2 separate regions of the Homo sapiens genome follow, and region 1 is linked to region 2. The links are chromatin contacts, found by Hi-C or POLR2A ChIA-PET in ENCODE. All regions are on one chromosome and are shown on one strand. The core of a region is the stretch at or near the end of the contact, and the rest is flanking DNA. Distances in the headings are between cores, read along the strand shown. Region 1 overlaps LINC03007 (long intergenic non-protein coding RNA 3007). Region 2 has its middle 56 kb from the start of LINC03007.

Evidence for each region. A loop is a pair of places that touch in the nucleus more often than their neighbours do. ChIA-PET counts read pairs that join two places held with the same protein, here RNA polymerase II (POLR2A). Pooled maps may share reads with other maps.
Region 1: a map of left cardiac atrium shows a loop between it and region 2 (4-fold over the local background). The contact joins two enhancer-like sites. A Hi-C loop is called at or near these places in 28 of 168 maps with a recorded cell type or tissue (Caco-2, Right ventricle myocardium inferior, aorta and 17 more), 2 of 37 single-sample maps with no recorded cell type and 26 of 50 pooled maps. POLR2A ChIA-PET finds 5 or more read pairs at or near these places in 1 of 52 experiments (H1).

The regions. Positions count from the first base shown.
Region 1 is chr7:25,674,496-25,677,691 of GRCh38, reverse strand. All of the region lies in intron 1 of LINC03007 (long intergenic non-protein coding RNA 3007), which reads left to right. Among named protein-coding and RNA genes, the nearest start is that of LINC03007, 110 kb to the left of the region's middle. Within about 2 kb of position 1,396, at least 2 of the 41 ENCODE cell types and tissues checked have a DNase peak (open chromatin) inside an H3K27ac peak, as active enhancers do; they include gastrocnemius medialis and prostate gland, where a contact is called at or near this core.
Region 2 is chr7:25,844,900-25,848,160 of GRCh38, reverse strand. No RefSeq gene overlaps it. Among named protein-coding and RNA genes, the nearest start is that of LINC03007, 56 kb to the right of the region's middle. Within about 2 kb of position 1,305, at least 18 of the 41 ENCODE cell types and tissues checked have a DNase peak (open chromatin) inside an H3K27ac peak, as active enhancers do; they include gastrocnemius medialis and prostate gland, where a contact is called at or near this core.

The DNA of each region.
Region 1 (3,196 bases), core at 147-2,646, 170 kb after region 2:
CAAGCCTAGTCTGATATTTATTGGATTCATAAGGCTGAATTACTGATAAAAAGAGGGGAAATGAGCAGAATTGTCAGTGCCGTTAATACTGTGTTCCAAAGGGCAGAGGCACTTATACAGCTGGAGAGGACAATAAAAAACATAAGCACGTTAAGGACTGTGGAGGCTCAGTCACCTCTGGCCGGTGTGGCTCAAATAAATCTATATGGGACCCCAAACTTGAGACTTGATAAATGTGCCACTTCATTTCTCTGAGCTGTGTAGTCCATATGGGGCCAAACATGTCAACACTTCAGACCACATCATTTCTGATTTTAGAATTTTTCCAAACGCAGCAGGTATTAAAACCCCAAATCTTGCATGCAAGAAGAAAACTTCTGTGGACGTACCAAGCAAAATGTTCAGCTGCCCGTGACTGCAGAGCGGGAAGACAATACAAGCATTTACAGGCTGGGCCTCCTGGAATCCTCATTGAGAAGTGTTGGATGGAGGAGCCTCCATAGACGCCTGCCCACCTCCCGTCCCCAGTCCCAGACTCCACTCTTCTTTCAAATGTCACACATCAACAGAAGCAGAAGGCTGCTTGCTTTCTCTGAATGAGAAAAATAGCCTCAGAGTTTGCGATTTGTGTGGAGCAGGGAATTTAAACATTTTAAGTTTAATTTCTTATGATTTACCTTCATGAAGTATTTTGGAATCAATCCACATTCAGCTCCCCTCCTATTCCTTAGCCCTTCCTAAGTGGTGCATAACTTTTAGGTCTGGAACAGTTTCAAAACACATGAAGAACTCACTTTTACCGAGCCACTTGGTTTTCAATCATAAATGTCAACATACATAATATACGTATCACTGTCTCACATAACACAATTAAAACATGTAAATACAGGGTCTTTCAGTTAAATCAACTGTGTGAACAAATATACTATTGAATGTTTTACATATGTGCATCTTTAAAAATCATAAACATGCACATCTGTTTAAGTTTTGTGTCTACAAAGTTCACACACAAGTAAAAGTTGGTGATATTATTTTCTGTACCCAAACTGTTTAAAAAGTATGTGTGTTTGTATATGTAGAAAATTCAGGCACAATCTAAAAGCCATATATGTTTCCATCCATATATATGTAAAGTTAAATTACCCATCTTACTTGGCATTTACATCCTTTGTGAACAATATCCTTAAAGGTTGGTTTTTATTGTTTATACTATGCCTGCTGAGATCTGCTAAATATAATTGTGATTTTTGAGGGGTTAAGGTAAAACCAGATCTCTGATGCAAACTCAGACCACACCCTCCTCTGGGCCAACTCTGTGAAGCAGGCTTGGAAGCAGCAGTCACATGAGGTGAGTGGGGACTCAGTGACACCAGAGGCCGCCTCTTCTGGTAAATATTAGTACATCCTGGACACACTGCTGAGAGCTGCCAGTCACACTGCCATTTCTATGGCAGCTGCGGGGCCTGCAGAGGCCAACTTTCTGTCAGGCAGCTCAGCACACAAGCTCAGAAGCTGGGTGTGGAAAGGAAGATGTTTTAATTCTCACATCTACTTCATTAAAGTCAACACATTTTGTGGGTGTCAGTTTCTATCATGCCGCAAAATAATCATCACTTTAAAAAATGTTTGAAGAAGTTGGGATTTGGTAACCATTCTAAACAAACCAGGACCACACCACAAACACATTGGTATTGGGGCCCCTAAATGCAAAGTGACCTCATGTGCTAGAGGGAAGTGATCTCATGGATCCTGATCCACTGCTGCAAATACCCAGAAACCCTCAGGGCTTACATTCATGAGCCTGAGGCCCAAGCACCCTCCATCTCTCTTTCACTCTTCAATGAAAAGAGTAAGTTGGACAAATATACATTATTCCAGTCATAGGATGTCCTATGGTAGCGGGTCACGCACTAATCTCTTGGTCCATAAGACCCAGAGAGGCTGTGATTTGCTCAAAGTCAGAGACATGTCTAGAATCTGGGTCCAGTAACCTTTTAAAATTTTAATTAATATTTGTTTGGAGCAGTTTTCAGTTTACAGAAAAAATTGAACCAAAAGTACATAGAGTTCTCATAGGTCCCCTCTTCCACCCACCCCAAATTCCCCTGTTTTTACTATCTGGCATTAGTGTGGCACATTTGTTACAATTGATGAGCCAATATTGACATATTATTAACTAAAGTTCATAGTTTACATTAGGGTTCATTCTCTGTGTTGTGCATCCTATGGGTTTGACAAATGTATAATGCCACGTATCTGCCATTATAGTATTGTACAGAATAGTTCCACTGCCCTAAAAACCCTCTGCCTCTTCATCCTACTCTTCCTGTAATTGCTGACAACCACTGGTCTTTTTACAGTCTCCATAGTTTTGCTTTTTCCCAAATGTCATATAGTTGAAGTCACACAGTATGTAGCTTCTTTCTTAGTTCTTCTAAGATGAACTTCTTTCACTTAGCAGTATGCATTTGTTTCCTCCAGGTATCTTGGTGGCTTGATAGCTCTTTTCATCACTGAATAAGTACAGCCATCACATGGTTGTATTGGTTTGATCTATTTACATATTGAAGGACATCTTGGTTGCTTGCAAGTGTTGGCAGTCATGAATAAAGCTGCTATTACTGTAGCACATTCCTTCCACATGGACTCAATGTCAAATGTCAAGACTTTGCAAAATCGATTCCTAACAATGGTTGCATTTGGCAATGTTTGGGCCTCATCAAACCTTTGAGTATTATCTGCCCTGTGTAAACTCTGCTTCCAAGAGACTCCTCTATTCTGTCTCTGAACCATCCCTAATGTAACACACCCATTCCAGAGTTGTTCTTTTATTCGTATCCCTTTATCCTATTTAGAATGTTTTTTTCCCCTTTAGTTTTCCAATCTGTATCCTACTCATCCAGGCCTGTTCACATCCTGCCTCTGCTGTGGCAGTCTTCCCTGGATTCCCACAATTTTAAGGCAAAAACTCTAGAAAGAAAATGGGAGGAAAGAGAAGTGAGTAATTTACTTTCTCAATGACAAAATCCCCTCAACATGGAGAAGAGCAGTCAGACAGATGTGCTTCGAATCCTTGCTCCACTACCTTACTGGCTCTGTGCCCTTAGGCAAGTTACTTAACGTCTTGAAGTTCAGTTTTTCCATCTATAAAACGGGTTGAACACTATCAACATTTTGAGTTACTGTGAAGATCTAT
Region 2 (3,261 bases), core at 56-2,555:
TGTTTAATTACCACGTTGACACAATTGGATTATGACTTCAGGGCAAAAAGCAACTTTACTAAAGAGAATTTGAATGGAAAACAAGAGCATTTTAAAGATCCTCATACAGCAGTTTATTTCTCTTGTTAAATTCATGTCCCTCAAGATATCACAGTACCCACTAGGTACAGATACTGGGCCGCCCTTTGTTAAATCGTAGTTGGATTTATTTTTGCTTCCCTTTTTGGCCCTCTTTCTCACCATTTGTCATTTTCACAGGCTTTAGTGACATAAATCTTGTGGAATGTTGGCTATGCACATAGCATGAAGGATTCAACCTCTCCCATTTCAGGCTGGTTGGCCAATGTAAGCAACTGAGGGTGGCAGAGATCAGGGACAGATAAGACAGGGAGAAGAAGGGGTAGAGGGACTTTGGAAAGAATACCTGAAGTACGAAAGTGACACCTTTAAGGTTAAGGGTGATGGCAATTGACTGATGATTACCAGGTAACAATGGAGTCCACTGGAAGCTGCATAACCATGAACTGTTATGATTATTTTTTCCTATCTATGTGGAAAGGCCTGGTTTGCTTCTCTGCACACAGTCCTGATTCAGTGTGGTGCCCGCATATTGTAAATGTCTTATCCAAGAATCCAGGGACCTGGCCCTGAAGGAAAAGCTGAGGACAGAGTATTTCTGCAACAGGCCTAGGCTCTTGCAAACTTGCCTTCCCAAAGCTCCAAGCCCAACTGGCCTGCAGGGGAGGCGGTCTCGCTGACAACCTGCCCTTTGGCCTTATACCTTCTGTCACAAAAGAGCCATTTTTCCTGAATTTGAAATTGAAGAATTTGATGGCACACGAGTGCTGGGGGGATTTTATTAAGCTGATAAATATGACTACAATTTACTTAAAACCAGTGGCTCTTCTCACTGTCAATGTTGTGGAGTTTATGCCTTTTTCTCTCAAGCTCTCTTTGGCCCAAGCAATTCAGGGCAGAGAGTTTGAAGGGTATTTTGTTTCTGATGTGGGCAGTCTGAAAAATAGTGGACCTTTTAACATTGCACTGACAGACACTCTCAGGGCTAATATAATTGATGTATTCATAGGAGCTTAAGCAAAATAGCTTTCCAAAAGGGAGAAAAACTTGTCTTTTCACCTAAGCACTGACCGATTTGTGGTTTGGATGCTTACACGAGATATTAAACAGACCCGATGGAAAAGGCTTGTTTGCCTCAAGTCTGACTTTCCCTCCTCTTGTAATTTTTGGCCTTGAGTCAAATTTTTGTCCATTCCCCTGCACTCCTTGGGTTGAGGCCAGCACAACGGGCTTGCACTCTCCATGGTGTTGACAGAGTGTTTTTCAGCTGTACCAAAGGCCACAGATTTTCTGTCAGACTTCAAGATACACAGCCTGATAAACATGTCTGCCTCTGGCGATTGGCAGCATTCTTTCTGGAAAAGAAAACAAAAATTGTTTTATATCAATAAGGAAAGTGGTATGAATAGCATAGAATAACACAACTTGGAAGGTGTGCCTGAGGCCTGAGCTTTTTTGCAGTATGTTTAGCTCTTCAGTTCAATTTATTTTTGAGTTCTGTCTTCACCCCACCAGCATCTGATTACTTTCATCAGCCATATGTGTCTGGTTGTGTAACAAATAAACAAATCAACAACCGATTTGTTTGGAAGGTTGGTTGGTGGTAAATGACTCCAGAATGGTGTTTGGAAAAAGTATTTTGGCTTTCTGTAGATATTTTATTTTTCATATGGGATGAAATGGCTGATTTTCGTTAACTCTCTTGTTCACTACAATTTAAAGAAACTGCATGATGTTTCTTCTCTCTGATATTTTCTAGTTGAGTTTTTTTCCCATCACTTTATTCTCTTGGCCATGTGTCAGGTCACCAAATTGGGAAATCAGCCCATGTGGATGACACAAAACTCAACTCTGTGTTACCTGGAAATCTCATCTTTGTAGAGCTGTAGCCAGCTCGGTGCAGATTCCCACAATCAGAGGACTGGATAGCTTCTTCTGACAATTTCTTGCAATCAGAGGGGATTCTTGCTTTGCCATCTTGACTTCAACGTTGACTGTTGGAAAGGAAGAGGGAGGAACACATCCTCAGAGTCAGCACCCTCTTTCTAAAGCTGCTTTGCCATTGAGCAGATGCCCTGGAAGCCTGAAGGGAAGGCTGACTTCTTCAGGTTGAACTTCCCTTTGGAAGATTGATTAAATGCTGATGATCTCTTCAGCAAGCCCATGTGGACCCAATGGCTCAAAGCCAGCCTCAGAACCTCTCCAGTGCAGGCTGCTGGCCGGATTGTACCACCTCACCTGGATGCCGGCTGCTCAAAGGCAGACGAGGCTCATGATGCCTGCTCTTGGGAGTTCCTCAGTGGCACTCAACATTAATTACCTCTCCCCCAGGCCCTTCTGCAAAGTCCAGTGCCAGATCTCTGATGTCACTGCAGGACTATGATTAAACACCAGCTCCAGATCAGCCCAGTGACAGGGAGGGTCATCAGTAATGGATTTGAAAGGGGCTTCAAGGCCCAGGGTAATATGTTATTCATTACCAATGTCGGCTGAGGAGCTGTGAACCTGTCTGTTGGTTGGTAGCGCTTTATATGACACCTCCCCAGGGTCAGTTTCTGTTTGATGAGTGGGAGTGTGCTGTAAACATGTGATGTTAGTATCTTATCAGGTAGCAGAGCTGAGTAGAGATGAAATAGTTCAGCAGTCTTAAGCAGCTTTAGAGAGCTGCCTCAGAAATAAAAATTGTTCCTTCATAGACATAGTAATTCATACATACATACTTATACACACATATATGCATGTGTATACATACATACATATGCATATTGTATGTTTGGGGATGAGCTCTGAATTTAGGACATCTTGACAAGCTTTTCTGTGCAGCTATTCTGCTTGCAGAGGGCAGGGTTCCTAACCTGGGGTGCATGTTTGATGGCCCATGGATGGGCCTGGACAAGGTCTGAGAACCTCTATGATTGTAAGTAAATTTTTGCATGGAAGGCTAAGTTACTTACCCTCTCCAAGCTTTTTCAGTCATCTATAAGATGGAGAAAATAATATCTGCCGCATTGGGTTAGGGTGAGGACTAAATAAGAAAATGCACTTAAAGCACTTAACACAACCTGTGGCCCCAAAGTGCTCTCTCAATATTAGATGTTATTATTACACTTGTTGTGTTAATAAGATATACCTTTGTGAATTTTAATTGGATCTGGGAGCCACAGATTTTTACCAGATTTGCAG